2 separate regions of the Mus musculus genome follow, and region 1 is linked to region 2. Evidence: chromatin loops called from intact Hi-C (ENCODE). Cell type or tissue: left cerebral cortex. All regions are shown on one strand. Links, peaks and the distances in the headings refer to the core of each region. The heading gives the core; the rest is flanking DNA. Region 1 holds the start of Hotair (HOX transcript antisense RNA (non-protein coding)). Region 2 holds the start of Gm29905 (a long non-coding RNA gene).

Evidence for each region. Hi-C counts contacts between places; a loop is a spot of excess contacts. Peaks named below come from ENCODE experiments on the same cell type or tissue, not always from the same donor. Only the 100,000 strongest peaks of a DNase experiment are listed, where the experiment ranks them.
Region 1: it touches region 2 in a loop (1.9-fold over the local background); 2 of 42 quality-filtered maps call a loop at or near these places.

The regions. Positions count from the first base shown.
Region 1 is chr15:102,941,223-102,956,724 of GRCm38, reverse strand. It overlaps Hotair (HOX transcript antisense RNA (non-protein coding)), which reads left to right and starts at 8,779. Exons shown (of 2, transcript NR_047528.1): 1 at 8,779-9,230; 2 at 10,894-12,663. It overlaps Hoxc11 (homeobox C11), which reads right to left and starts at 2,199. Exons shown (of 2, transcript NM_001024842.1): 1 at 1,518-2,199; 2 at 24-256. The coding sequence starts at 2,199. The coding sequence ends at 24. In left cerebral cortex, for the core only: no CTCF peak of the experiment used is centred there; no DNase peak of the experiment used is centred there.
Region 2 is chr15:102,992,045-103,007,546 of GRCm38, reverse strand. It overlaps Gm29905 (a long non-coding RNA gene), which reads left to right and starts at 9,380. Exons shown (of 2, transcript XR_384486.2): 1 at 9,380-9,710; 2 at 9,836-10,215. It overlaps Hoxc8 (homeobox C8), which reads right to left. Exons shown (of 2, transcript NM_010466.2): 2 at 13,293-14,984. The coding sequence ends at 14,692. It also overlaps a transcript of Hoxc6 not described here. In left cerebral cortex, for the core only: no CTCF peak of the experiment used is centred there; a DNase peak (open chromatin) is centred at 8,193; H3K4me3 peaks cover 358 bases.

The DNA.
Region 1 (15,502 bases), core at 4,505-12,504, 52 kb after region 2:
ACCCCAAAGGGTCAGGTCTGCAGTTACAGCAGTGGATTTCCTGAAAAATACTGCAGCCGGTCTCTGCTCAGTTTTTTTTCTTTCATTCTCCTGTTCTGAAACCAAATTTTCACTTGTCGGTCTGTCAGGTTCAGCATCCGGGACAGCTGCAGCCGCTTCTCTTTGTTGATGTACACGTTGAAGAAAAACTCTCGCTCCAGTTCCCGGATCTGGAATTTCGAATAAGGGCAGCGCTTCTTGCGGGTGCGGGGGGCGTCTGGAGGGAGGGGAAGGGCAAGTGCGAGGAGAGGGGAAAGAGACACGTGAGACCCCGGGAGACCCCAGCCAACCCAGTCGCTGAAAGCTCAGCTACACAGCTCCCAGTCCCGCTGCCGGGCAGCCCTCCCTCTAGGCCGGCGGCTCCTCTTCCGTATCCGCTGCGCTGGGGCAAGCCTTGATCCCACCGCCAGGTTCACTGAGAACCTAGTTCCCCCTGCCCCTCAGGCCAGAGCCCTAGCTGACAAGGTCTGAGGGTGGAGGAAAGCCTGCCTGAGCCACGTGCTTTCCCTGGGGTGCTCTGTCTGCTCCTGGTCGCTGCCCTTGCCCTTTCCAAGCCGCCCTCCTAATGCTTCTGCAAATCCAGGATCCCTTCCTCCAGAAATCGGAGGGAACCGCGGAGAATCGGCGCGAAGGAGTGAGATCAGGAGAGAGCAGTGAGGAATCGGGAGCAAACTAGCCCGTAGAGGTAGCAGGACACCTACGAGCCTCCTGTGGTGCCCTGGCGCCCTGGGACACCCAGCCGCTTGCCTGCCCCAGGCTTGCGTACAGTCAGGCTGGGCCTACCCAGAGAGAGGCCTCGGACCCTGGAGAGCCACCGCTACCTTCCCCTGCAGAGCAAGGGAATCTCTGATTCTTTCCCCACTCTCCTGCCACCGCCAAACCCCGGCTTGCCCCGGTTTCTTCTCAAAGACCCGCGAACACGTAATTTGAACATTTTTAAAAGTCGTTTTAAAAAGAAGAGGAGCGGCCTTGGAGAGCTTCCCTGGACTCCAGTTCTGCCGCGTCGCTTCTGTTCCTTACCTCTCCCCTTCTCTGGATTTCTCCCAGTCTGTCCCTCGCCCTCCCCTTTCCCCCTCCACCCCTCCCCTCCCTCCCAACCCCCCAGCAGTCCGACTCCCCATCCTTTCTTAAACGCTCCTCTAAGTTCACGATCAAAGTTAATATCGCCCGCAATGGTGGCACTTTTAAAAATTTCACAGACCGAGGGAGATAACGGAGGAGGGGGGCTCACCCGGCTTTTCCAAAGAGCCCCTTTCCCTCCCTCCCCACCCCTTCTCCATCGTAAAAAGTCGAGTCGTTGGGAGAGAGGGCTTTGTAGGTTATAATAAAATCCTTTGAATGCTTATAAAACTCCACATAAAATCAGACTGACCCAAAACACGAGGCTGTCCGCGCTCCCCTGCCCCCCCCCACTACTCCAGCCCTCCCTCTCCGCTCCCTCCCTCGCTGCCCTCGGGTTCCCGGCCGCTGCTACCTACTGGGGGCGGCTCCCTTGGCCGGCTCCTTGGTCGCCGAGTGGGAAGAACCGGACGAGCTGGGATTCGTGTTCTCCTCCTCGGCCTCGGCCTCAGCACCGGCCTCTGCCCGGGACGCAAGTCCCGAGGCGGGGGGCGCCTCAGGCTCCCCCTTGGCCTCGCCCTTGCCGGAGCAGGGGGGCTCGGCGGGCGCATCTCCCCCACCGCAGTAGGCGTTGTCGAAGAAGCGGTCGAAAGCTTGGGGCAAGACGCTGTTCTTGTTGACTGAGGAGTAGAAGCCGGCGGGGGCCGCGTGCGGGGCGCTGGGGTGGTGGTGGCCGCCGTAGGAGCCTTCATTTTTCATGAGGATCTCAGTGACTGTGGAAGGAGGCAGGCACTCCCGGTGCATAAGCTCGTCGGCCGCCGCATAACAAGACGAGTAGCTGTTCCGATGGTGCCACTTCCCGGACGGTTCCAGGCCGTAGGAGACCTCCCGGACCGGGGGCACTTGGGCTGAGTAGGGATAAGAAATCTGACGAGAGGGAGCCTGGGGTAGGAAGGAAGAGACGGTGGAGAACTCAGGCACGTAGTAAGTGCAACTGGGCAGATAGAGGTTGGAGGTGCAGCTCCCTCGTTCGCCGAAGTCAGCGCCCCTCTCCTTGCGCGAAGGCGAGCAGAAGTTGCCCAGGTTGACCGAGTTAAACATCGTTCTCTTCTCCTGCCTCCTCCGGCTGGAGGTTTTGGACCCGATCTAGCGAGGGGGGAAATTTTGGGAAGGCGAGATGACGCGTTATCCGTCTTAGTCTCTCTCCCCGAGCACGTGATCCAAAGTAGATATTGTCATATATCAGTTCGGAGCACTTCGCAGACGTAGGAGGGGTTCTCTCTTAGGTAAGATCGGGGACGTTCAGGCGATTGGTTTGCAAACACCGCAGAAACATTATGAAAATCAATTGCAGATTTGTATTCGTTTTTCTCTCGTCACTCCCCTCCTCTCCATTCCACAGAGCGAGAAAAGGAGGAGAGAGAGAGAGGGTTGGGGTGGGGTGGGCGGTGGGATGGGCGGGGGCGGTGGCTGGGAGGGGGTAATTGTATTTTTTTTTAACTGCTGTTCTTTTCCCCCCTAGGATTGGGGGAAGGAGAAGGGTTTTCCGTTTCGGGGTCTTGGTCCCCTCCTTATGACAAGCTGGGGGGCGGGGGGTAAAAGAAAGGGTCTTTTCCTGCCTGATTTCCCCGGAAATATTGGATGCTTCCCAACAAGTTTCAGGGACTCTTAACCCTCTACCTGAAGAATCAGAGCTTGTTCATAAGAAGTCCTTTATATTACTTTCCTGACCAGAATAAGGTGCGCTCCCTTATAGGACAGGCTCCCAGGAAGAGTATCTGAAGTTTCCCAAAGGTGAGGCAGCCCAGCTATGAGCCAGTGTCCCAACTTTGTCTAGCTTGCTGTGCTGCCGCTGGCTAGGGACTCCTATTAGTCATAAACCAGTGGTGAGCAGTGCGCCAGCCGCCCAGCCGGTGCCTGGCGAAGTCTGGGAAAAACCTTCTCTAATGTTGTGTTAAATATTTAGTATGAGAGAGTGGCCCTGGGTGAATATTTCATGCCTGCCTTTATTGTCAATCAATGTGCAGAAAGCTACATTCACTGTGGATTTTAAAATCCCAAACCCCAAAGAAAAAGATTTAGAGTGAGAGTCATCTATCTTCTCTATCTGGGGCCCTTCGGGTTGGGAGCTCAGCTTCAGCTAATAGGCTGAAAAGAAGGCTGGCAATAAGGTCCAGGCAGGATGTATGCTAAGGGAACTACATTTGGAGAGGTTTTTTTTTTTTTAATGATTTGGGGAGCTTAGGTGGGTAGAGGTGTCTATCTCTAATACCAATCAAAAAGTAGGCAGGGTAGGGCCTGAAGTCCCCAGCCTCTTTCACTCCTATTTCTTCTCTACATCTCAGTCCAACCCTGCCCTTCTCCAAGTCTATAAACCCTCCTTGCTGGACCGCTGTGTCCATAGGGGAATACTCAATGACTCCTTAAACCTCCAGTCCCTTTGGCTATTACAACATACATCTGGGCATCTGAATATAACTTTATGGAAATGTTCTGGGCTGGATCCATGGTGCCCAAACAACTGGCACAAACAGAAAGCAGCAGTAACCTTGGTCCTAAGAAGGAGCTGTCAGGACATAACATTTTAGAAAAGAGCAACTCAACCCTGTACTCTTAGACAAAACCAAAGGTAGTCTAAACCATTCCCCCACCCTCAGGGCCGCCTTCAGATTGGTTTTCCCGCTTTAAAGTGTATTTAATTTGATTTTCTTTGTTGAAGGATGAATCACTGAAAGCCCCAGTCAGACAGGAAAGACAGAAATGGCTAGCTTATTTCCAAATATATCTTCCCAAATCCATTTTTCCTCAACTTTTCTACCTGCCCACATTTACTCAGACTTTACAACAATACTTCGGTGAAATCTGCCTCCACCATAGTCACCTTCTCTGTGTGGGTGGGTGAGTGGGGATGTCTCCAATATTGTAGAAGAGACTTCCAGTGCTTCCCTATGTTTGCACTTAATGATAGGCATTGCTTCTTGTGCTTTTTAGTCCTGGCCAGATCATAACTGAAGGTAAATAACTAGATTGGGGGCATTTCTGTAGAGAAGGGACCAGAAACAGAAGATTCTGTTGCAGTTCCCCTTTCCTTTAGTCTTTTTTATAGGAGGAGCTGGGGGCAACGTTTTTAATTATAATGGTGGTGAACAACGGACTGGGGCTTTTATGGGGTTTGCGTTGACCTCATCAAACTTGCGTTTACTGGAGGCAAAATGCTCCCCAAACAGTCATAGAAGCCAGCAAGAAGAAGGCCAGAGGTACCCCATCTCTTGCAGAGATGAGGGTGGTCTTGGCTCCTGCTTTCCCCCGTTTTCCCACTAGGTTTTTCTTACTTTTTCTTCTTGCTCTTCAGGGCAGGGTGGGGATCAATCCCCTAAGTCCTGTTTTGCACAGCCTTGGAGAGAGGTGGGGGTGGGGGGGTATCTGCTTCCTGTGAGAAGACAGCTGTGGGCCTAAGCACTTGAATTTGACCACCAAAGTTTATTCATGGGCCACCATAAAAGTGAGGCAGGCAGCTACAAAGAGCAGTCTGATTTTCTTGAAGCCAAAAGAAGGAAGCAAAGGAGAGTGTCAAGGACATGATGTCTAGGAAGCTTTAGGATCCAGCAAAAGACTTGTAGGAAGGAATACTCTTCTCCACAAAAGCAAGCCATGAAGTTTAATATTTTTTTTCTGGCATTGGTTTTTCAAATAATTTAAAACAACCTTTAAAAAACCCTCAGCAACTGGGTCAAGGAGAAAAGGCCCTGGTTTTTGAGGTCACTTAGTTGTTGAATAGCAAAAAAATACTTAGGGATAGGATATTGGCTTGCCTGCCTGGCTTTGGGTCCAGACCACCTGGAAGCCTTCACTGGGTTTGTAACTCTCTCTCTCTCTCTCTCTCTCTCTCTCTCTCTCTCTCTCTCTCTCTCTCTCTCTCTCTCTGGCTTCTGCCCACAGCATCCTTTACATTTGGATGGAGGGACACATCTGTGGCCCCCCAATCCCATCACTCGCAGGCATTACTGATGGCAACTGATTTGTTGTTTGTTCCTCACCAGCTTTGTTCCAGATTCCCAGCTTTCACCTAAATGCTTCGTGTGATAGCCATTATACCGACTTGCAGATTTTTGGTGGCCTTACTCCCTGCTAGCTTGGCCGCTAGCAGACCTCTGCAATCTGGGTTGTTGCCGCCTCGGTGGTCTCGATAGAACTAGGACAGACTCCAGCGGCCTTTCCTCCCACACAAGGACAACAGGGTCTGTTTCAAAAGGGGGCACTGTCTGCCGAATTCTGTCATGGGCCGTTCTTACAGCAACCTCCTGAAAACAGCTCTGGGCAGCCTTGTGGCCTCTTTTCTTCCTCACCTTTCCTTGAATTCTAGAGATCAGTTCTTGATAAGGAAAGAGACCACCCTACAGACCACAAGCTAGGAAGAAAAACTGGGAGGGAAAAGGAGGTCTTAAAATTCAGCCTCTTGCAGAGTCAATAGAGTCCCTTCTTCCCAGGCTGGACTGGTGAAGAAAGGACCTCAATTAGAACAGCTTGCATCTTCTTGTGCATTCCCCCCACCCCCTTAGCAGCATTGTGGAAACATTGAATAAATTCTTTATTGTGCTTTGGGATTTTCAAGCTAGAGGCTTATTTTGAACCCGGGACACCCACACCTCACCCTGGTCTCAGAGATCCAAAACGCCTATTTTCTCTTCAGCCCAGGTCAGCCTCACAAGTCCAAGGCTTCAGATTAGGCCACCAAAGCAGCTGGTGGACCTGCTGGAGTAACATCGGGCCTATGGACAAGGTAGGGGGGTGCAAAGAGCAAAGCCGGAGGCTCCTCCGCCCGCCGCTCCACCCAGCTTCCTCTGCGGAGGGGTTTTCCCAGGAGGCTAGCAATGCGACCCCATTTCTCCCATAAAAGCCCCATTTTATGAGCCAGTTTTACCCCCCCCCCCCACTCTAAAATGAAGGACATGTCTTAAAAGCAGTCTGAAGATGGAGTCGCTGCCATTAGGCCTTAATTTCCAAAGCTAGTTGCAACTTCATAGAAAATACCTTTTCTGGGGGAGATTTGCCCTCTTAGGCCACCGGGATCTCCCCGGAGCGGAGGCCCGGTTGGCCGGTGCCGCCATTCCCCGGCTTTAGCGCCTACTTAGGCTCGGACCCAGTCCCCCGCTGATCAAAGTGAGCTCGCGGCATTTTTATGAGATCAACTTCAGTGGCTCCTTACTTGTAATCAGATGCCTGGGTCGAAAATGCAAAAGGGAACAGCTCGTCAATCCAAAATGGAAAAGGAGAGAGAGAGAGAGTGAGAGAAAGAGAGAGAGAGAGAGAGAGAGAGAGAAAGAGAGAGAGAGAGAGAGAGAGAGAGAGAGAGAGAGAGAGAGAGAGAGAGAGAGAGAGAATAAAATTAAGGTAACCCAGTCACCCAGGAAAAAAGACCCCTTTCCTTGAACAACAATGGTTTGTGGTTCTGTCCCAGCTTTCAGGCCCTGCCTTCTGCCTGCACATTGACTTCTGAGCCCTAATGCCAGGGCGGGCAGAAAGGAGCTCTGACTCGCCTGTGCTAGGAAACTCCACGCGAAGCTTCCACAGTGGGACTGCCTTGCGTGGACGGGGCTTATGGCCAGCCTAAGAACTGCACAAGGAAAGCACCTTCAGCTCCCGCTTTAAGTCTCTCCCCCATCGGTCGTCTCCGTGGTCTCCGTGGTTCTCTCTTCACTACAGCCAGAAGTTGAGTTACAGGAAGATTCGCCAGAGATTTATCGCCTGGCCCCAAACTTGGAGAGCCTCGTTGTCATAAACAGCCGTCTATTGTCTAGACTTTTATCTCCGGGTATGGATCTGGATCTTGCATTAGTGAGGCTCAGGGGATACGGACTGTCTCCGTGGTGTGTGCAGTGCAGTCGGTGCCTGCCGGCGATCACTGGGGGTTTGTTTGGGTCAGTTTAGAAGCATGAACAAATTTGTTCTTGGAGCTGTGCAGGTATACCTAAGTGTCCACGGGTGGAGACCTGAGGTAGGAAAGGTCTCTTTCTTTCTCTGCCTAGGAATATTCTTGTGCGTGTACTTGTGTGTTGGGTGAGAATTTGTCACGGTGTTCTTTGTTCTGGGCATTTTAAGTGTTCCTGTCTGGGGTTTTTCGGGTTTTATTAACCTGCATCCGCTTGGCCGGTTTATGTCCCTTCCAAGCAGATCATCTGGTGTTTTTCAGTATTAGAGCCGTGTGTGTGTGTGTGTGTGTGTGTGTGTGTGTGTGTGTGTGTGTGTGTGTGTGTTCTCTGGGAGAAATGGTTTAAGGTGATACCTTCTCAACCTCTTGCCCCCTCAGGTTCTCCTCCCTGTCACAGTCACAGCCTTGGCTTTCATAGGGTGTCTGGTGCCTTACTCTTTTCAAGTCCCCTAAATCTCCAAAGAGCAGTTTTTCAAAGAGCTTCAGGCTGAGGTCTGAGTATGAGTTTCTCCCCCACACTATGGGGAAGCATCCCAGCTAGTAACCCCTTTTGACTTTCTGGGGTCCCCCTTCACAAGGCCTCCGCAGGCCATTCCAACCATTTGGAATGCTGTGAGCAGAATTCTGGGCCATGCCAAAGAAGGTCTGCCAACCCCTCCATGGGGATTCCTGACAGCAGATGTCCCTACCTTGGCTACCCTCATCCCCTACACAAAGGACCCAGGCACTTTGAGCTGAGGTGGCACTTTGTTCAGATTAAATCTCTTCAGATCCCAGGATCAGACATTCTGTGGAGAAACCAGGATTCCTTAACACCACCAGAAATAATGAGATCGAGTCCCTTTGTTTTTCATGAGATACTGGATCCAGATAGGAGGCCCAATTGCTCTATTAATTGCCCCTGTCTGCTGATTCTGGCTGCCTCAGCCCACTTTGGGGATCTTATAGATTGGAGAAATTCCCAGCCAGGTAGGTAGAGTGGGATGGAGCTGGTCCCAAGGGTCAGCTTTCCAGTTGACAAGGCAAAGGTAACAACAAACTGGGAGATTTAGAGTTTAGTTAGAATCACCCATCATCACTCCTGAAGCATCCATCAGCCCCTTCCCCCTTGCTATAGAATTTCAATTTTGAAATAATTAGGCCTTAAGATGGCTCCATGAACACAGAGGAGCCAAAAACAAGTGGTGAGATTCAGGGAGAAGGAAGTGAGTTCTCCATAGATAACCCCACAGCAATAAACCCCCTTTTAACTTCACTACACCCCTAATCTCCACACTACAGTGGAAGGAAGGAAAGAATCAAGGATCCAAGCTTAGGCTCCTTCCTCCCTCTCTCCCTCCTGGCTGTAACCACTACCAGCCGACTGACTGTGACTGACTGCCGCTACTCTGTCTTTCAAGGCCTGTCTCCTGCTCTGCCTTATTCTCCCGGAGCCTAGCCTTCCTCCATTTCTGCTTCCTAGCTCTCTGAAACCAAGAACGACCTAATATACTAGCTTTTCCACACCCAAGGCCCAGGCTGGGGTGAGTACCAGGTCCGTGCAGCTAGAATGTTGCTTCCAATCTCACCAGCTGCACCCACCTTTGGTAGTTTCATGGTTAAAATGCTTCTCTCTCACTCCCCTCCTTCTGTTCTTTCCTTTCCACCTCAGGATTGAGAAATAAATAAATCCAAGTCTACCGCTACACTGGCCCTCCCCATCCCTGTGACCTCACTCCTCCTTACCGAATATATCGCTTTGTTTTCAGAAGAAAACTGTAATACTCAGACAGACAATTAAGCTGTAAATGAAGTTTTCTTTATGATGCTTAATTTTCTCTCCAATTCTTAAAGTCCTTCTCCACTTTGCTGCTGTGGAATGGAAGGGTTTTACAAGTCTGCAGGGGAGTCAGGGAGTAAAGAAATCGTGCCCAGATTTAGAGACAATGGTGAAAGATACAGAAGACAGAAGAGATGGGGGCCGCCCCAGCTGGCAGGGAGTGGAGCCAGAGGCAGAAAAGGAGAGAAAAGTTTCCTGCCATCTTCATTAGTTGACTTCCCAGTCCACAGCCACAGCTTCCCGGGGCTGCAGAATTCACTCTCAATAAAGAAAGGAGGCTTAAAAAAAAAAAAAAAAGTCCTGTGTTTACAAGACCAGAAATGCCAGCGCTAAGTCCTTCCAGAGAGAAAGGCTGAAATGGAGGACCGACGCCTTCCTTATAAGGTACGATGCTAACTTGACCTTCACTTTGTCATGGTGCCCCCGCCCACCCAGACTGCTGCAAACCCGCCAGGCAGAGTCAGCCCAAAGACTGACCCTTGTCTGTCTTCTTCGTGCCTCTTTCAGTCTTTTCCTTCCCTTCCCGTTTGTACCTTTTTCTTGTATTTCTTTCCTTATGTTTTATTTCCTGGTTATTCCTGCCACTCCTTTTTGTTTTATATCTACCTTACTCACGGTCTCATACTTTCTCTCAACTCTCTTTCACCTCACTCTCTGCTTCTGTGATCATTTCTTCCCCTCTTCCTCCTACAGCCTTCGGATTTCTCAACCCTCCAAAATAACAATAGCAAAATTTAAAATCTTTCCCTGATCCCTGCCTTAAATTTGACCTCCCTAGCTCCAGCTGGGCGTTTGTCTTGACTCCAGTATTGTTAAGGCGTGGACTCCAGGAAAGACAAATTGGGGATAAAAGAGGGCTTCATTCTGGGCCTAGTTCCTATGTGGGGTTGACAATGAACTTGATTTTGATAAGCCCCTGTCTTGCTCTCATGGACCACACCAACCAAGTCTCCCAAACCCTAGTGGACTTGTACTGGGAACTAAGTCTTCTAATGAGATAAGAGGGGCTTCCATTGTCCTCTAGGCTAAGAGGGGCTGAGTATCAAATTAGTGTTTCCTCATCTTGGTCTTTGGATTTTATATACCCTAAGATCCTAGAGCTTTCCCTTAAAACATCCAGGGGATGAATTTAGAGTCTTAGGGATTTCTGGAGATTCCCACACAGGTAAAAATAGGAAAGAAAAAAATTCCTAAGGCCTCTCTACCTTGCCTCCAGCTTCCAACAAAGCCTCTAACATTAACTCTAATCATATCTTATGTAGTTATAAAATAATATTATTGACACCCTATAATTATCTATTATCTACTTACTTGTGATAATTACAATATTAGAGGAGGCAGGTCTATGCAGACATAGTGAATCCAAGCTAGTATCCAAAATGAAAATGAAACTGGATCAGAGATCAGAGTACTTCAACAGATCTCATCATTTCTCAGCAGTGTTCAAATCTGTAAGCCCGACCTCCTTGTTTTAAGAGTAACTATTTTTCTTCTATATTCTCTCCCTCTCCCTCCCCATCTCTCTCCCTCCAATTATCCAGATAATTGCATGAATTCTTCCTTGAATACCACTGTGTAGTCAGGGTAGGGGTTTCAGCCGGAAGTGGAGGGGACAGGATTCCACACAGGGAGAGGGAGCTGAGTGAGTCCGGTGTTCCTACATTCCCAGACTTTATAGTTCTGTCTAGTGTTACATTGTTTCTTCAGGCAAAGATCTTTGTTTCCCTTTCAGTCATATTTCTCCCTCCCTCTCCCTTTCTCTCCCCCCCCCCTTTTTGGTCCCTTTAAAGGAGACTCAGATCATCTTGTGCTCTTAATAGATGACTATAAAAGTAAAATTAATTCCCCCCTGCCCTTTAATATCAATATCTCTCTGTTAAGTATGCACATCAGCGAGAATAAACAGAATTAAGTGCTACAACTCAAACCAGCAATTATACCCAAGGTGGTTTTTTTTTTCTTCCTTCCATGGGTCTGGCATATCTTGGGGTGTTCATTCTGGTGCAAGATAACCGGGGCATAGTTGTTTATTTATATTTTTTACAAGCTCATCGGAGCACGATAGAAAAGCAACTGTAAAGGCAGAGAGAGTAAGAGCGGAAGGAAGGAAGTCAGCGCCAACGTAGACCAAAAGGAACCACCCAGAAATGTAGAAAAAGGAACCGGCAGAGGTCCCCAACATCGGTAGAAGGACAGAAGACACGCACGGAGAAAGGTTTATGTTTTGTTTTGTTGTTTTTTAAATTTCAACTTGGAGCTCAATGAAGAAAAGGCAAAATATAGGCCAGTGGACCAGAGGACCGGAAGAGGACCAGTCATAGCTCACAGTGTGCCGGGTCCAGATGGAAGGAACTCCAGACAAACCCCAGTGGCAGGATAGGCACAGTCCTGAAGGCTGGGGGCTCGCCCCTTGAAACCCTCTTCGCAGGCTGCCTGAGTTCTTTTGCTCTCCTTATCATCCCCATCTTTATGACGAGGCTTGTTAACATGACCAGCGATCTGACCACGCACATCTATCTCCACCGCACACGCACTCAGCCGAGCAGCTGAGCTGGGGGGACTGAGAGGCACTAATTAATTGATTCCTTGGACTGTAAAATATGGCTGTGTCTACACACACGGAACCTGTGGACTCATAAACAATATGTCTGCAGATGTGAGTGCACTGTCTCTTAAAGAATTTTTCTATAGTTATGTGCCTATTAGAATCCAGGATTTGAAAGACTCAAATAAGATTGCTTTTTCATAAGCCTCAACACAGTACAATGTCAGAAAATTCTGCAAAAACTTGGGTTATGGAATAGGTTTTCTCTGCTGTTACTGTAGACACACAAATTGGCTTCTGACTGCTAAGTGTTAGGATCAAAATCAAAGCCCAGCTGAGAAGGCCTGAATGAAGCCTTTGCCCTTCCTGGGAGAAGGGGAATGGGCCCAGGTTCAGGCCTTACTTCATAATGCTGCTTAGGCTCAAGATTATAATATTAATATATATATATATTTACAAACCCTAACCTAAAGGAGCCTAACCCTAACCCTTACCTAGCTCTCCAGATCACTGTCCACCCCTTAACTATCTGCCTGCATAGAGCATTGCTATAACATGCTTGCATTAGTCTTGGAAGAATGTGTCTTGAGATGCATAAGTAAATAGCTCTAACAATTCTATATAATCATGATTCCATAGTGAATCTTGATGCAAATAGGCGTTAATATGTTCTCAACAGATACCAGCTTCAGACAAGAGACACAACAGGAAACTAAAAGTGACCATTTATACAACAATGTTTGCTGACATACATGGCTATTTCAAAGACAAAAATACTAGGCAGAAATAGAAAAACACAAATAGAAACACAAATAGAAAAAACCAATTAACCAGTGGAGTTTGTCATTACCAATGTCATCATTGCTTCCTGATTTTGGGTGACTCTTTTAAACCCGGCTGTGTTCCCTTCATTCAGCACGGCAGAGATGGTCTACCTTCCCATACCTTCAGCTCTGGCTCCAATATTTATTTTTAAAAAAATCTTCAGAGAAATGTATACCACAAATAATATGTGCATCTAAAGAATATGCCAATATAATTTACATATTTTTTCATATACTAGGCTGATATGCACTTTGTATGTGTGTAAGAATGTGATATAATTCTGAGTTTTTACTGCTGTAGTAATATTTGGGTGCATTTCATGCAATAGTTCCATATGCTACAGAATGTAGATACACGTGACTAAATGAACTCAGAAAAGCACACCCTTTATGTAGGATATATGAAAGCCTTGCTTACAAATGCAAATAAATTCTTGTTTGTGAATCTAAAGGCTTTGGTTCATCTATTTTCGGTATCTCACTCTGTCATGCAGCAGATGAAAGTGCCTCTGTTATATAGTATAAGAAAACATCTTATTTGTGCATTTTAGTCTCTTTTCATATATCAGTTTTGGCCACAACAGAGCTAAGTGTGTACTTATGGAACATCTTCCCATGCTTCCGAGTGAACCCTCTGCTCCCACAGATGGTTTTCCAGACAAGGTTCCATCCACTCAGACAGGTCCTTGAAGGAAGTTCTCCACTCTCCACTGGATGACAGAAACAGGCATTCCGAAGACTGGTCTCCAATTCCTCAGTAAAAAGGCTTTTGACTTGAAAAGGGGAAGCCACACGTTGGCAAGGGGCTAGTTCTCAAAGGCTAAAGGATGGGTCTACTTAAGGCTCAATGCCAAGCTTCCGCACAGGCCTTAGGAGAATCACCACTGGCAAGTTTGGCTAAGGAATCTTTTTAAGAACCTTAGTTTCAGCAGCCTAGGTAGTACCTCAGACACAGACTGTTCTTCAAGGTTCCTTGCAAACTCAAGGGACTGGAGACTGGGCGGCACCAGGTCCCAGAGACACAATCTCCACCGCTCTGGCCAGCAGGGGTCATCCCGTCCTTCCTGGGGGCCTGGCAGCACTGGGAAACCACCGAGCTGCTGGCGCTGTTGGGATCAGAGCTGCCGGGATCAACCAGTGCTTTCTTTGGGCGCGCTAGGTTTCTTCCCTGAAGTGAACCAGGGACGAGATTAGTCAGAGATCTCAGAACCTTCTCCCTGTCTCCTGCCTCCTGATCCCTGCCTCAAGGCCGGGCACCGAGGAGGCTTGAGTCCGGGAGCGGTCTAGGCGCCCGCGTCATCTATCAGCGGCGACGAGCCTTTGTCTCGGGCCTCCTCGGGAGAAGCAACCACCAGAGCCGGCTAACCGCGCTCAACCGCCCCCAAAGGCTGCGATCTAGCGGGAGAGGCACGGGCCATAGACCTTTGCGCTGAAAATCGGTAACTGTTCGGAGGTTCGCTGCCAAGAAGAGGCGTCCGTCCTCTCTAAACCGAGACGAAATGTGTGCGGGGCTGCGGCCGGCCGGCGGGTGGGTGATCAGACTCAGGCTCCGCACCGCCTTCCGCGTTCACAGACGCACACCGCACAGAGGTCTGGCAGCTCCAGGGTGCGTTTCTACAGCGGCCTGGGCCCTGCAAACCCTTCCCTGCTTTCCCTACACACACACACACACACACACACACACACACACACACACACACACACACACACACGAAGGCCGAGCGGGTGGGCGGGGGTGGGGTGGGGGTGGGGGGGCTCGGCCTGCCGGAAGACTAGGTCTCCGGGGTTTGCTTTGTTTGCGGATCTGGGCCGGTGGTCCCTGCTTCATTCTGAGTTTGAGCCATCGATCCAAGGAGCTGTGTTTCCGCCTGCATTAGCATCTACGGAACTCGGACTGCCAACCTCTTCTCTTGTCAGCTAGGTAATGGCGTAGGCAGTGCAGATCAGCGTGCAGAACTTCGTGAATAATCGTGTCCAATACAGACTTGATTTGGGATGATAGAAGACTATATACACGCAGCAGACCAATTATTTTCCTACCTAGATTATTCAAATAATCCCATTTTCTTGCTCATTTAAGACCCAGTTACAAGCACAAGATGCCCTTTTTCCCCTTAAAATTGGAGTCAGTTAGACTGAGAAGCATAGTCAAACAGTTGTAACAATGATGAAATCGCCACCTAGACAGAGAGACCCAGGTGTTGCTTCTTGGTTTGAGAAGAGAGCTGTAGTGTTTTTCCCTTCATTAACTTCCTCAGTTTATTGGATCTGGGAGCCTGTATAGAACACCATCCCACAAAGTGCCCTCTATTTCATATTGGAAATGTCTGGGAATATGTCAAGGGAATAAATTAGAGACCACTTACTACTCATGGTCTTCTTAACATCCCCACATCCTATTTTAGGCCAGAAAAAATTTTCACTGTATATATATCCTGTGTAGATACATCATAAGAAATGAATAGCCATTTGCTTGGATTCACTGCACTTCAGATCCACTCTCCTATATTCAGATCCAAAAGCCATCAGTCCTTACCCCAGCTCTTCCCTGACAGAAGCCGACCTCCAGGTTCTCCTGAATTCTAGGGAAAATTTTATATAAGCACCTCAGGGCTTTTTTTTGGGGGGGTCTCCTTCCCACCTGTATCCAGGCTCTACAAGGGAGTTGGGAATTAGGAATGAAGGGAGAATGAAATTTGATTTAAATGTGCTACTCTCTATGGTTAGGGTCCTAAGAAAAGAGAAGAGAGATTTCAGGGCTGAAGGCATGGTTGACTCCACTGAGACTCCCTGCTATTCTAGGCTGGGCAGGGGGGGGGACATAGAGATGGAAGAATTTGGATAAGACCCTCCCCCCCCCCCACTGCAAGACTGGAGTCAGACAACTGAGACGGGGTAATTGATGGGCAAGAGGTAGATTCAAGTGTCCAGGCAGAGGGAAGGCATTTCTTAGAGAAAAGAAGAATCCAGTGGAGGTGCTGCTGCTCCAGGGGAACAATGCATACCACCCCAGCTTTGAGTCTGGCTCTGGCTCTGGCTCTGGAGAGGCCCTGAGAGGGTTGCTGGCTTCAAGAATTGAAGACTATTTCACCAGCTCTAGGGGTCTTTTGTCCCCTGCCTACTTATTTCAGAGCACACAAAATATCTTCTCAGAGTGAAGCTACCAGTTTTGAACCACAGAGTTGCAGCTCTTGGCCCACCAGTCATTAGCCAACATATCCCAGCCTCGCTCCCCACCCAACAACAGTCTAAGGACCCCTAGTCACAGCTCTGATTCTTTCCTGCTA
Region 2 (15,502 bases), core at 3,459-11,458:
ATGGCATGCCTGGGCAGAGGTTTCCAACAGCTGGCTGGGGCTCCAGTCCCCCTACAGGGCAAGAGGTAGGAGGAGAAAAAACTGAGGGGGGTTATCCTGGGCTGAGCTAGGGAACAAGCCAGTGCCCCCCTGGACACCAGTAACCTCTTTCAAAGTTCCCAGCCTCCTGTCTGCCCTGAGGGTAACAGTGTAACAACGTGTAGAAGCCATGGCAAGAAAGAGTAAATTCCCCTTCCTATTTCAGAGCTGGGATTGCTAGATAAATCATGTCAGCGGTACTTCCTTCAAGATATTAAATTGTTGCAATGTAAAACAAATTGAATGATGGAAGATAGGATGTCTTAATGAAGTTTTGCCTTCCATGGGTGTGGATTCTTTTGTATACTTAAAAAAAATTTTTTTTATGGATGTGTGGGGGAGGGAGGGATGAAGGGGTTTTGGGGGGAGTCATGTGCTACAGTCCCTTAGCAAGGATGCCTGAGTTTCCTGGAGTACTTCCCTCTAGGGATTCAAGGGGCCCCAAAGTTGGGGAGATTCTCTTTTGGGGCCTAAAGGTGGTGTGCTCAGGGGTGGGCGACCTGAGGAGCAGAATGTAAGTCTCGGGGCCCGGAAAAGTTAAGTGTTTTATTACGTTCCTAAACAGAGGGCAGATCCTGAAAGGTCTCGCCGATTTATAATGAACAGAAACCAGCTGCTGGGGAAAAGGCAGATATGCTGGAAGGGGGAGACCAGGGGAAGCAGAAATACAAATATCTTCCCTCCATCTAAGGACTTTAGGGGAAGTTAACAACGTTCACTATACTTTCCTGTGCCCCTTTTTATTCCTAAAGGGAGAAAGTCCATTTCCTTTGGTTAGACCTTTAATTATGCAGTTGAAATTTACTGAGGGGATTTGCTCCATGGGGGAAGAGCAGGTCAGATGAGTTGAGTCTTCCCTCCTTGGGACAATATTTTTCTTTTTCCCATTTTGTGCTCTCTCTTCCCTTGGCAAAAGATTGCCTGTCTGTGGGGGGAGGGGCCGGAACTTGGATTTTTCTAAATATATTTATATTTTCCTGTTAAATTTGTCTGAAAACAATTATGGAAGCTCATCAGCAGAAGCAAGAACAGATGTTTTATTAAAACTGCAGTGCAGCTCTGTAACTATGCACAAGTCTTGGGAAGGAGGGAGGCTCCCAGTCTTTGTTTCCATCAAAACAAGTCTAGAGAAATCAGGGAAGCCCCCCTACACACACCCCCATCAGGCCTGCCAGTCTATGCAAAGCCCTGGACCTTAGACCTTCTGAATTAGGTATTCAGAGGGGACTTGGTGTCAAGAGCAGACTTTCACTTTGGGAGCTGTAATTACTGGATTCAAAAACAGAAAATAAAAACTCAGAAAAAGAATAAAGCGGGAAAGTTGCCACTGGCCTCTTCAGCTTCCCCTCCACCCCCCAATCCAAAACACATGCCTTCCAGGAGCACTAATTATAGGAGAGGAATTTACTGCCTGCTTTTTGGGCCTGAGTGGGTGTAGTCACTGGCCTGGAGGCTAAGGGCTGCACCCGAGAGCTTGGACACTTAGGGGTTTCCCCCGAATTCAGTCCTGCCCTGCCGGATCTAAGTCAGGGGAAGGCTGGGAGGTCTTTACGGTTCTGAACTGGAAAAAAGGATGAGGGGAGAGTGGACTTCAGCTTCTAGGATGGCCATGGACAGGCTTCACCTTGCCTGCCTTTGCTTTCTTCTCTGCTCTGGCAAATAAAGTAATTTTGTATGTACAGATGTCTGAATTGAGCCTGGAGAGATCTGAAAAAAAAAAAATACTTCGCGGAAGGTCCTTCTTTGTGTTCCGCGAGTCTCTCTCCCTAGATTCCCCCACCCCACCTCTGCAAAGATGTTTGTGGCTGACTAAGGCACAGATGAACGTATTCCATTCCTGGCCGGCAACGCCAACTACAGCTCGGGCGCCTCCCTAGGCTGTGCGCTCACTCCAACGCTGGAGCCGGAGCCGATGGACTCCAAGCTCCCTCGACTGCCTAGGCTCTTGGCTGCCTAAAAGCCACGCAGCTGCGGGACCCTGCCCTTCCACCATCTCCAGTTCTTGATTTCCAGAGATACTGAACGGTTATCCCGTCCCGTCGACTCCTTTTGTGCCACTAGGCTAGAGCTGAAATCCCTCTTACAGAGAAAGCTGAGTTCAATAATTACTCAGTTCACCTCACAATCGCACTATTTGGTTAAGGCTTTGCTGTTCTAGAGTTCAGCTAAGCTCTACTGGCTTATGGCTAAGTTTTTAAAAAAGCTTTGAAAAAAAAACTTACAAAACCCCTATTTTAAATGTCTGGTGTTTTGTGAATAAACCCCTTTGATCTCCGTGGACCTCTGAGGGAAAGAATTACAAAGAGTGTGGCGGAGTGGCCGGGGCCAAAGAACCTAAACACAAGGTTTGGTCTGCTTGGGAATGCCAAAGCACAGCTTACCCAAAGGGCTCCCAGGTTTTCTGAGATATGGTAGGGAAAGATTTCCTAACAAATACATTTTCCTCAATACATACAATGCATTCCAAAAAAGGAACACTCCTTTCAAAGGTCAAAGCTTAAAGATACTTGAAGAAACGTGAAATTTGACAGATCCATTTATGGGTGCTGATATTTAGTGACAAGGCTGAAGCTGACCAGTTGAAGAGAGTTGGGGGTCTGTAAGGAAGGAGGGAAGGGCTAGATGGGGCATGTTCAACTGCTGAGATTTGGTCCAAATAGCTCTCAGTCCTGTGTTGTGATTTCTTCTTTTGAGTTAAGAAGTTACAAAGTGGAGTTGATGTGGCTTTTGCACTTCAGCATTGGAGAAAAGTATACAGGGTGGCTCTGTTGGCTTTCTCCCCTTCCTCTGTTTTTGTGAATCTCTGCCTGACCTTTCCTGACTGACATTTTGGTTACTGCTATTACCATCCACAGACACAAACCCCCAGCTTTGCATGTCTGGCTTCTCCAAGTCTGCCTAAAAGTTCAAAAGTAAAATAGGTTTCCATCAAACTTTGCCCTGAAACCCCTTCAGGCTTCACCTGGGAAAAAAAAATTCTGGCTTTTGCAGACCAGGCCCTCGAGCCTCCCTTCCACCTTGATGCCAAAGCAGCAGAAATATCAGCTGAGGAGGGGGCTGAGGGTGGAAAGCACCTCATCCCCACTGAAAATGGAGAGTTTGGCTGCCTTAGGACATTTCAGGAGGGCAAAGCAGATGGCCCTAGTTGGTCTGGAGGTAAAAATCAAGACACAGAATATTTAGGGTACTTTGCATTGCCAGAACAGGATCTCCTGAGACTGTCAAGTTACAAAAGAGGACAAGGGGGTGGTTGGAAAATGTGCTGTTCTATGCTAATCCAAAGGAGGCCCCAGCTTTCTGTTTTCTCCTCTGCTTCTGAACATACACCATTACTTGGGAGCATTTTGGAGGTTAATGAAAATTTAAAATTGGAGACCTTGGGTGTTTATGACATCGCAGTAAGTTGTCATATGAAAACTGTGAAAGCCATAAAGTATTACAAGAGTTGTATATATGAATACCAAGCCTCCTGTAACCCCACCCCCATCTTCTCCTGGTCTAACTTCTCCCACTTTGAAATAAAATGTTATTATATTCTGGAACAGTAAGTCAACAATGAAACATCATCGTCAATTCTTTATAAATAACTTTATCCTTTATTGTCAGTAGCTCTGAAAGAACCATTTAATTCATACTGGTGAAAGAGGGAGACAGGGGAGAGGAGAATTAATTTCAGAAACAAGAATATTACTTACTGCAATGATACTATTTTAGATTTGATGGCCAGGAGCAAAATTAAAGGCAAACATTGACCTCTCTGATTCTACACCTGGCAGGATTGGGGATTTATAGGACCCTTACAGGACAGGTAATTTAATTTTGTAGGATTTGCTTAAATTCACTGCTATTTTGGGGGGCTGAAAAGATAAAGGGGGTAAGGCAGTATGTTTTATCTAGTTTTATGAGTTCACCAACATTACCCTGACAGAAAACCCAACCACTTATGTCCGAGAGAATCTCAGGAAGAAAGGAATGGAGGAGCCAGGAGGAGGAAGAGGAGGAGGGACACTGAAATGTTCTCAGGGTCTGTGACCCCCTTACCCAACTGGTTACCAAGGCAAAGGAAGAAAAGCAGTAGAAAAAGAGAAGGGGGGTTGGAAGTCTCTCCAACACTAGGACACCCGGAGGTTTATGGTGTCTTCATAATTCCCTTGTCCCATAAACATTGGCCCTACTTTAAGACAATTTCTACTTCCTCCCCTCAGAAAGGGAAAATGAGGAAGCCCTTAAGGGTAGGAGGTAGGGGTGCCGAAAGGGGGAGGGAGTTTGACAGAGCCCTGCACTTTGTTCTCCCGGAGTGAGTGAAATTTGCTGGTTTGTTGAGTTTCTGACGCAGGGTGGCGGCAGACAAAACAAGTAAACAACACACAGACACAATAAACAGGGGCGTCTGACAGCGCCTGCCGTGTCAGAGGCCATGGGCTGCTCGAGGGACATGATCCTGGGATAATATCACCCCGAAGTCGGTGTGGCTAGAGCAGGAGTGATTCTGTCACACCCTCTGTCGCTGGGGAAGAAAGGCTGTGAACCCCTTGGAACCACAAGTCTGGGCAGGAACCCAAGTGTCTTGGGAGCAGCACAAAACCTCATCCAGCACTCCTCTTGTCCACGCTTTCATCTATGGGGCTTTCCACTAACATTTTATGTCCTCTCAGCTCTGTCTTTCCATGGCCCCAGAAAAGCTGCACAAGGAGGCCAGTTATTTCCCATCCAAGGCCCATACTCGGGGCTCCAGGCCCACAGGCTAAAGGGCCCAGCTTGCATTTCTAGAGGGGCCTCCACCAGCTCTCTTAGTGGACCTCACATTGGTTCAGGTCACTGACACGATTAAAAAACACCCCCATCAGTACTCCAGATCTGAATATTCATAGGACCTTCCAGAACTCCTAGTATGTCTTTACAGACAAGCAAATCTAGGGTGAGATAATGAGCCAGGGAGGCAAAAGGAAGGAGAGTTATTCGCAAGTTATCCTTGCCTCTCCTGGTTTGCCTTTCCTACAAGCCTCTTTAAGCACCTTGGCCCGCAGCCACCTAGACTCCTGCTCAGAAATCATCTTAGCCACTACAATACAATCCCTTTGCCATCCACATGGAGGCTTCCAGCCACCAGGGCCCAGTCCTGGTGATTCAGAATGGCTTTCAGACTCACAACAACCATGAAAGAACCCACAGACTTCGTTTTCAAGATGACTGGATTCTCTTTGGAAGAGAGCCTCTGAGTTGGCAGACTTCATGGAGAGGTGAGGAGAGCCGGCAAAAGGGTGTAGGATGTCTCAGGCAAAAGCAATGAGCCCAAAGCCTGTGGCTTCTTTAGATTTTTGGAAGCCACATGCTCCAATTCCAGCACACACATTTCCACAAAGATGCACAGAGGGCCTTCTCCTCCAGCCCATCGCTCCCTTAGCCCGCTCTCAGCCAGTGAAGGCTAACAAAATTTCACATGCACATAAAACGGTGTTTATCGAATATAGCCATGGTAGTAAACATTTAACCATGAGGAAATATGAGTCTCTATATATTTCTCCCTGCCTCTGAATCTGTATATTTGAGACTGTATATAATAAATACATAATTCCACCAAGCCTGATTTCAGAACACAACAGTCAGCACAACAAGGTTGTCTTTTCCAAACCAAGGTCAAATTCTGTAGGGATCACAGCTGTCAGACAAGAGGGGAGAAGAGAAAGGGTTTATTCTGCCCATTTCTCCTAGGAACCTGGCTGAAATACAAAGGATGGCAGAGCTTACAAAACCTCTTAAGGGGCAGGTCTGAGGGTGCCCAAAAAGTGAGCTCAGAGGGAGTACTTCTGAGTTTCGGGCTCTGAGGTTGCCAAGCCTTGGTCCATAGAACCCAGTGGCCGCCTAGGTAGGCCTCAGCATTGAGTGTGCAGAGCCCTTGAGCAAAATTCTATTCTTGGCCTCACTGGCTATTATTAGATAATCAGAAGAGCTCTTCTGCAGTGAGGAACCACATCCACACAGAATTTGGCCTGCAAGAAGGTTGAGGATTGCCACTGATGGACCCTCTTGGGCTTCTGTTGGAGCACCAGATGGAGAAATAAGCAAGAGGCAGAAAAGTGAAAGTAACTGGGCAAGCAGAGGACTCGCTGGCCAGACCGGGAAAACTGGAAAACTAGGACCAGTCATTGGCGTTTTTTGTTTGTTTGTTTGTTTGTTTGTTTGTTTCTAGGCTTGCCAAAGAGGAGTCTAGGGGTGAAGGGTACAGGGTAAAATTGGGGGAGGGGGAGTAGGGGCTGCAGGATTGTAGCCAAGAAGGAACAGGAAATCAATAAAAATATAAAGACACCTCAAGCTGGTGTTTTTGACGGGTACTCTGGCACCCTAGCACCTCGACATGGCTATTAGCACATCCAGCTAGATCCCCTGTAGGCCTAGAGAGATACCCCTATCCTAGCCCAGGCCCGCCCCTTGGATGGGAGGGGGGCCTCTAACATCCCAGGTGAATCCACACTAATCAGACTAGAACAGCCTTCTCCAAAAATGGTTTTCTTTTGGGGTGGAACAAAGGAGACTTGTGTCCCCCAAACATCCCCTCCCACGTCATTGCGGCCATCCGCAGGGACAGGGTCCGACAAAATACAGGCTGAAGAAAGAAATAGCGGCCTCACCGATCGGCGGTTCCCACAGTACTCCAGGAGAAGGCTCCCGTTCGGGCCTCCAGGGCCCCTCCACTGTCTCAGAGTACTCCCCTGGCCCTTTTCAGGTCCCACAGACCCCAGTCCTGGTCAGCCACAGCCTGGTTCGCCCGGGCATCCGCCTGGGGGCCAGGCTCGGGCGGCAGGAGATTGCGCGGCAGCCGGAGCAGGCGGCAGGCTGGGCCCATTTGGGGAGAGCCAAGCGCTTTTCTTGGTCGTAAACAAGGAACGCGAAATTAGCCCCTCGGCAGACGCCTCTGCCTACACACCAGTCCTATTGGGGGGTGGGGTGGGAAAGGGGAGAGAAAATGCCATTTCTTTCCCCGAGAGAATACCTCAGAGGCCTTTATGTCGACTGCAAAAGGGGAATTTTGGGGGGGTTGGAGAAGGGAAGGTTGTTGTGGGGGGATGGGAGGGAGGATTCACTATAGGCTCGAGCTCAAAAGGTTTGATTTGAATGAAATCAAACTGTATTTTTTAAACAATTTCATAAAAACGGGTTCTCTAACCACTGTGCCCCCCCCCCCCAGGCGATAGGTCTGGGTTTAAACAGGAAATCCAGCTATCCCCTCCCCCTCTTCTGGGCGAAGACTCTCAGACGAGCTTCTGGGAGAAGATGGGTGTGTGTGTGAGGGGTTGGGGGGGCTGAGATTGACGCAGACTGAAGGTGTGAGTCTGTCTCCTAGTGTCTGGGCCCTCGCCAGGAGCAAGCCGCCCTCCCAGCTCTAAGGGGTGTCTGTTTGGGTGTGTAAGCATTCTGTGTGCACGCCGCTCCTTATAAACACAATCTCTCACTAACAGGGTCGCCTCAGACCCAAGCCTGGAAGCAGGGCGGGGTCATATATCAAACTGCAATGCAGTCAGGGCCACGTACATTTGGAAGAAATTAAGCTACTACGTTATGAAACCATATGTGTCAGGTTAAGATTATACAACACGTCATTAGCACCAATTATTAGGAAGATCCAGGACTCTACCCACCACCTTAGTCTGACGCCCTTACCGAAGGAAACTCACCCACCCCACCCATAAAGTGCTCGGGGGGCCTTGCAGCACCCTCAAAGTCCTGGGGGCACGGCCTGGTCTATCCCCGCCCAACTGGAGGCCTCTCTCATTCTCGCTTCCACCAGAACAAGGCAGGTCTTAATCTAGAGCAGTCCTGCAAGGCGCAGGAGGAAGTTGGAGTGGCATCCCGAGTGGAGTGGCCGCAAGTGGGGGTGGGGGGCGCCGAGCCCACGAGGGGGGTAAGCATTTAGGCCGTTTTTCTCCGAGCACAAGATGGCTTTTGAGCTCTGCATCCCCACCCCCAACTCCTTCCACCCGCAGCGTAGGGCGCCTCCCACCCTCCTATGCGCCAGGGTGGGGGCGGGAGCAGGGGTGGGCAGACTCTCTCCCCTTGGCTGACGCGCACCAGCCACCAGCCTCCCCCCTAATTGCCAATTAACAGGCTCCGCCGCCCGCCTAGCAGCGCCGGCTTCCTGCTCCGCGGCCCGGCCCTGGGCTCACACTGCGCATGTGTGAGGCCTGGCTTCTAGCTCTCCGAGAAGGAGGGGGCTGCCGGACAGGGAGGGGGCTCTGAAAAGTTTGTTTGGGGGTTGAGAAGCTGACGTTGCTTAGGGGGCAGTGGGCCCAGACTACAGATTCTCTCTCCTGCCTTGAAGTTTGAGCTTCCAGGCCACCACGTCCCAGTTCCATCAGCCAAGAGTAGTCAGCTAATAAGCAGGTACAGACACTGAGGGCATTAGGCAGAGGGCCCCCGCGCCCCAGACCAGGGACTTCCGCCCGGCCGGCCAAGGTTCTCTCGCCCAGGACCCCAACTTAAGCGCATAGCGACGTCAGGACAACACATTCTTCCCACTACCAGGATTTCAGCTTTAACCCCATCCTCCCATTTTACCTCCCCTTAATTACCCTCGCGCCCACCCTCTCACCAGCCCCCTCTTCTCTCTAACCAAGACAAGCCATTGCTGTCCTTATCTTGAAACCGCCACCCAGCTACGGACCATTAGTTACATATTTGAACCAATAAGGAAACACTTACCGGGCGCTGCTGTCACTCTCCCTCTCTCCCTCTCTCTCTCTGCCTCTCTCTCTCTCCCACTCTCTGTCTCTCTCGTCTTTCCTCATTCTGTGCCGTTGCCGAGCCTGTCTCAGCTCCACACACACACACATATACTTTATATAAATTTAAAAATAAATAAAAAGTCCTGATTTTTTTTAAAAAGCCAAATAAAATTAAGGAGAGTTGCAGGGAAGGGGCGGGAGGGAGAATCTGGGAAAGGGGAGGGGTGGAGGCATCTGCAGCTCGGATCTCAGCCCCCACACCCGCGAACCTCTTGCCCCTTGGGGGCCAGAGGGTCGGGTATAGGGAGAGAGAGGTGCTCTCAACTTCTGCCTCTCCCCTCCCACCCCGTCCTCCCCAGGTGCCCCCAGCTTCCGGCAACTCCACCTAAGGAAAAAAATTAAATAGGGAAAATAATTATTAATCAGATTAATAAAAAATTTCTGGTAATGAACGGAGCGCCCAGCGCAGGTTTCCCTGGCAATGGTTAGGCTCTTACAGGGAGGACTGTTCTGCGGAGCGCTCGGAACGGACAAACCACAATAAAAAGTTCACGTTCATGGATGGAATCCACATGACTTCTTGTGGCCAATCCAACTTGTGAGTCGATCGTAAACTTTTATTACTCAGCTGTAAATTTTCTGCAAACAACCGGGAATGCGATGCATTTGTGTAGCGTGTGCAAATGGGCGCCACGGTCGCCATGTTTACCCAATTCTCTCAGAAAGGGAGCATCCCTCGACCCCCACCCCACCCTCACCCACCGCCCACTCCCCAAAGGCCGGCTGCTCTAGACTAACACAACAAGAGCAGACAGGGGAAGTAGGGAGGGAAGAAAAGAGGGTTCGGATGCCGAGGACCCACTGCCTTCTCTTGCTGTCCCGAATTTTAAATACTTTTCTTAATAAATGAAGGTAATGATATTGGACCTGATGAAAATCAAAGCTTTTCAGAGCTCTGCAGCCTTGGGGCAATGGAGGCTGGCGAGATGAAGGAACTGAAAATGAATACCGTCCCTGATCCTACCTTTGTTTTCTAGAAAGAGAACACATCTTTTCTACTGCAGTGCCCCAGGCAAGCCCCCCACTCCCCACCCATCAAACAAGAACTGGAGTCTCAGGCTGCTGGCAACCCTCCTAACCAAGCCTAAGATGGAGATGTAGATGGAGTCTAAAGGACGGAGAGCTGGACCAGGATTTGGCAGTCCTTTGGAGGCAGCAGAAGGGGTGAGAGTTTTGTGCAGCTTCAAGGCTCCTTAAAATAACTTTCATTTCTCAGGTGGTCCCTTTCTCAGACAGAATGACACTCCCTGCACCCAAGACTATGCCTAGCTTCAGGCCATCTTGTTTTCCAGATATTAATGGCAACTTTCAATCCTCAAAAAAAAAAAAATTAATTAAAAACAATGTTAAAGCTGAAGATCTTGGTCTAGCTTTCTTTCTAGCTTTCTTTCTTTCTTTCTTTCTTTCTTTCTTTCTTTCTTTCCTTTTTTTTTTTTTAATTGAGGAGCAAGGCTCTTTGAAACCTTTTCACCCTTTTAGGTTACCCAAACACCTGTCTTTTTCAGGGGGTGGAGGGGAATCTCCTACAGCGTCTAGGCAGCTGAGATCTGGCTTCAGAGTTTGCAGGCCCCATAAGAGAGCCATTTACTGCTCTGAATTCTGCCTTCTACTCTAAAAGTCTATGCACCCCATTTCCTCAGACCTCCAATTTTGGTAATAAGTGCAGTGTGGGGAGGCCAGTATAAATTACCTTGTAGAGAATATTTGCTAAGCTGTAGTCCAGCCACTCCCCATTGGCTGGAGATCTAAAATCGGGCAGCTCTTTCCTTGATCGGCATTGAGATGGCAAGGGACTCTCAAGGGCTGGGTGCTCAGCCAGCCAACAGAAGACCCTTCATCCCCTCCCCAAACTTCCTCCATAGTAAGTAAAGCAGTTCCCTCAGCCGGATGCAGAGACCTGTTCCTTTTACAAACCCACCCATAAATTTTATAACAGGTAGTTAAAAATTACGACGAGGAAGCGGTGGCCCAGCTTTTCACAATGGCAGCGGGAAGAATGGGGCAGCACTGCCGGGTAACTCACCGGAAATTTTACTTCCAGATTGTGGCACACAACCTGTCCTGAATCCTCTTTAATTGGGGCTGGGGGTGACTTTTCAACTTTCAGACACTCTCTGGGGCATCTCATGCCAGGAATATGAAACTGGGGAAGCCAACCCACCCTCTCCTTCAAGGGGTCCCCTGGGAGCCCCTCAGCAACACACTTCTTCCCTTGGAGCCCCAGATTTCTCCAAGACCTGCATCTTCTTTGGACATTCAGTGAAACAGTAGAGGAGGAAAGTGCGAAGATTTTTTTTTTAATCCCGAGAAACGAATTTGCCCCCCAACTTAATAGCTGCATCATTCTGTCTTTACCGTTGAGATTAGAATAATAAATCCAAGGCGAAATGAGCGAGATGCTTCAACTCAGCATTTTGAAAGATACTATTTTTCACAAATCACAAATAGCTTTCGGAAGCCACTTTGATTGGCTAATAAAAAAAGTAAAGAATGGGAGAAAGTCGTATCTGCAGAAACGGAATGGTACCCATTTCGGTAATGGGACGACGGCAGCATTTAGGAGCAAGCATTTCTAAAGAGCGCATCCCGCTCTCGCAATTACATTCCCCCATAAAACGGGTTTTTAACCTCCTTTTCTTTCCAAACGAGAAAACTGAAGTGGTGAGCAGGGAAAGCGGGGAGTGGGTAACGCACAAGGGGACGCAGGGGCTCCTTAGGTCTAACCCTCTGGCTGCCCGACATTGCCAAAGAAGCCGGGCGCCAGACGCACCCCGCCCTCCGACGCGACGGCTTGGGGCCATGGACATTGCTGAGCAGGGGCAGGAATGAATGAGGGGTTGGTGTTGCGGGGTGTTGGGGGAGAAGCAGCAAGGCCCTTCGGAATTATTTGATAAGGGAGTCATACCGCTCTTCTTCAGGGCAGGATATTATTATTTTTATCAATAGCAATCATAATCTCATGATTAAAAAAATGAAACGGGTCTTCCTCTGTGGTTCCCACAGAGTCTGGTGGGAAGTGAAATGTTTTCAGACCTCCCTGGCCAACACCCCATGTCTCCCAAGCTAAATGTGATCACTTGGTTGCCAGCAGGGACCCCAAATTCTACAGATTTCCTGGCAGGTTCTACTTCAAGTTATCCCCAAGCTGTCCTTTCTGGTTCACAGGCAGTGTTGCGGGAGCCCTAGGAAAATCACTTGACAAATTTTGAGGCCTTTTTATAGGGGCCAGAGATTGGGACCCTGGTGAAACACTTGGCCTGGGCCTAGGTTAAAAAACATTGACCCAAAGATCTGGTTTCAAAAATATCTCTGTCTTTGGTGGTCTGTCTTTGAAGGCCAGAAGTCCACCCTCCCTCCCCTCTTCCTCTGGTCTGGTTGAGCCAGCCTCCTTGTATCTCTGGAATTTGGAATGGTTTGAGCAGAATTTTATTGGCATAAACAGATTTGTCTGCCTAGGACCCTCCAGAATGATCCCATTAGTAGCTGGGCTCTACTCTTTATTTTAGAAAATGTCAAGATTCCCTTTGCCCTACTGTGGCTGGGCTTGGGGACTGTCCACTCAGCAGGGCCATCCTCCCAAATCAGTAGTCCCAACTGTGGTGGCCAGGCAAGCTGCTCAATTGTCAGAGTGAAGCCAGCCAAGAGCTGGCTTGAAATGGCCAAAAAACGGAGGCTATGTGGACAGAAGAGGGCTGAGTAGCCATGACAGCCTTATGCTAGTTGAATTTGAATTCCAGGGTGCAGACTCTATCTTACTCATTTGTCCTTCCTTTATCCTCTGCCCCAGGCAGAAGCTTCTTCACCCTCACCACTACACTTTGGCATTTTCAAACCGAACTCTCCTGACTATGCAGCTACCTTTAACCGCATAATTTCCCAACCCCATCCACTATTTCAGTATGAGGTAGTGGATGCTAAGGAGTGGCCACAAGCGGGAGACATGTAAATATCAGAAAAGAACCCCCACCATCTCACCCTTGGCCTAAAACCCTGAAAGAAAGGGCATAGTCACAGGAAGAGCATAGGGCCAACTCTTTATATGGACCCAGCCCAGAGACCAGGAAGCTAAAGCATGAGTTCTGTCTTCCCACTTAGGTCCCAATACCTACAAACCTCATTGGTTATTAAGACTAGTGTAAGTAAGTAACCCTTCTTCCTTCTCCCTTCCAGATGTTCTCTTCACCTCCTCCTCCTCCTCCTCCTCCTCCTCCTCCTCCTCCTCCTCCTCCTCCTCCTCCCCCCACTAGCCACCTGCCCTACCTGCTATGCCTGCCCTCTCCACCCCACTTCCAAGTTCCACCACCCAAAGCAAGATCAGTGCGGGGCCTTTTGCAGAGCTGGGAAAGGGAATAAAGAGAGGGAGGAGTAGAAAATGGGGAAGAGTTATAGAGAAACAGCAAGTCATTCCAGCTCTACTTTTTAATTCTTTTTTTTTTATTATGACTCACGTATACAATACAAAGTACTTGGACCAGGAACAGAGCTTTCAGGACACAAAATCTACATTCATAGCTGGACATAAAGACAAATGACCAAAATTATTATTATAGATATATTTTAACGTTTTTTTTTCCTTTCGAGCACATTGCATAAACAGAGAATTCAAGACAGAGTAACTATACATTCAGTGCAGTTTAGTTCTACTCTACTGGGGTTAGAAGCACAATAAAAGCGCACAAGACCGGCGGGCTAGGCAGTCTCAGTTGTTGGGATTTTTTTTTTTCTTAGTGAAAGAAGCAGCAACAAACAACAACAAAACCGCATTACAAATACTCTCAAAGCAGGATTTCTTTCTATAGGTAGTGATAAAATACGCTGGAGGTTTCTTCCTTTTTTCTTTTTTTTCTTTTTTTTTCTTTTTTTTTTTCTCCCTCCTGTATTAGGAATTTTTCTTTCTTTTTTTTTTTTCCCCCAAGATTATTGCAGGTTCCCTTTAGGTAGTATGTTAAAGATTTATTATCAGTATATTATTTTCATGATTATGGTGACTTCTGAGCACAAACACTAACACAGCTCAGAGGAAGCCGGGGGCCCAAAAGATCAAACAGCAAAGGCAAGGCAAGGAAGGCATGGACCCAAGTGACTATGGGATGGATAGGTAGGATTTCAGAGACCATTGCCAGTTCTAATAGACCCCTCAGGAAGGAGGTGGGTAGAGAAACCCACATCTCCTTGATTTCCAGCAGATTCCTGGAGAAAGTCAAGGGGGTTTTTCTAAGGAAAGAGCCTCAGAGGGGGAGGGGAATCTTCTTTGCTATCTTTTATTTCTTTTTAATTTTTCCTTTCATTTCCCCCTTTCCTGTTTTTTTCCTTCTTTCTTTTCATTAAAAAAAAACTGTTTATCCAGTATTCTAATTCCCAGCATACAAGCAAAGCCAGGAATCATCTTCTATATCTTCAGGGGAATCCCTTTTAAAATAAATACCAGAGAAGCACCGTGAAGAGGGAGTGTGGAGAGAAGTGTGTGTGTGTGTGTGTGTGTGTGTGTGTGTGTGTGTGTGTGTGTGTGTGTGAAGGGTTAGACTTTATGGGGAAGGGCTCAGAAGGTGGGAGCAGGAACAAGAGAGTGTATGCTGGGCATGGAGTAGAACAGAACTTTTCCCTGTGTCTCAGGTTCCCCCTCCCAACCCCCAGACAAATAAAGAGTGGGGGAAGCCCAAAGGTAATAAAAGCAGAGCTGCAACTATCTGACAGGTAGTTAGAGTTGTGAGTGTCATTCTATTCTCTATAAAAGCAAATGACAGTCGTAAACTTCTCAATTTATCTGCTACCATAAAACGAAACTTCAAGGGAGTTGCTGGGGGGGGGGCTGATTTTCTCTCTCTTTTTTTCCTTAGTCCTTATTTTCTTCCTTTTCCTCCTCCTCTTTCTCCTCTTCCTCATTCCCTTCTTCTTCCACCTTCTCCTCATCTCGGGCCCCAGGCAGTTTATCCTTGTTGTTCTCCTTTTTCCACTTCATCCTTCGATTCTGGAACCAAATCTTCACTTGTCTTTCTGTCAGTCCCAGGGCGTGAGAGACTTCAATCCGGCGCTTTCTGGTCAAATAAGGATTAAAGAGAAACTCCTTCTCTAGTTCCAAGGTCTGATACCGGCTGTAAGTTTGTCGACCGCTGCGCCGCCCAGGAGCTGAACAGAACAGAACCCCAGTCTGGTTATGTCTGGGTGGGGGCTCCGCCCCCCAACACAGCCCCACAAACTTCCCTCTCTGCTATTCCCAGTTCTCCCTCCCTCCTGCCGATAAGGCCGACTGCAGAAGGCAAGCAAGGGCAGGAAAAGTTTCCATAGCTGTTTTGGTTTGACTTCCTTCACCTTGGGAGGTGGGTGACGGTGGGGGCTGGGACGTGGTTGTCTGAAAAGTAAGGGCTTGAGGTGGACAAGGAAGCCATCAGGGTCCCTCAGGCCTACAGCTTAGCCCTTGCAGCTTTGTTTACAAGTGCAGAATGGCATTTAGTGAGGCGGCCTAGGGAAATAATCTGTTTCCAAAAGAAAGGAAAAGGGCTGGGGTTAAAGGAGAGGGGGCTGTGCCAATTGCCCCCTCCTTGCCGATCTCTGACTAATGCTTTTCCAATAAGAAAAATAATTGATCTTCTGGAATGTATCACTGCTCTGCCTGATTGCTAACTGGAGACCAAAAATAAATCAAG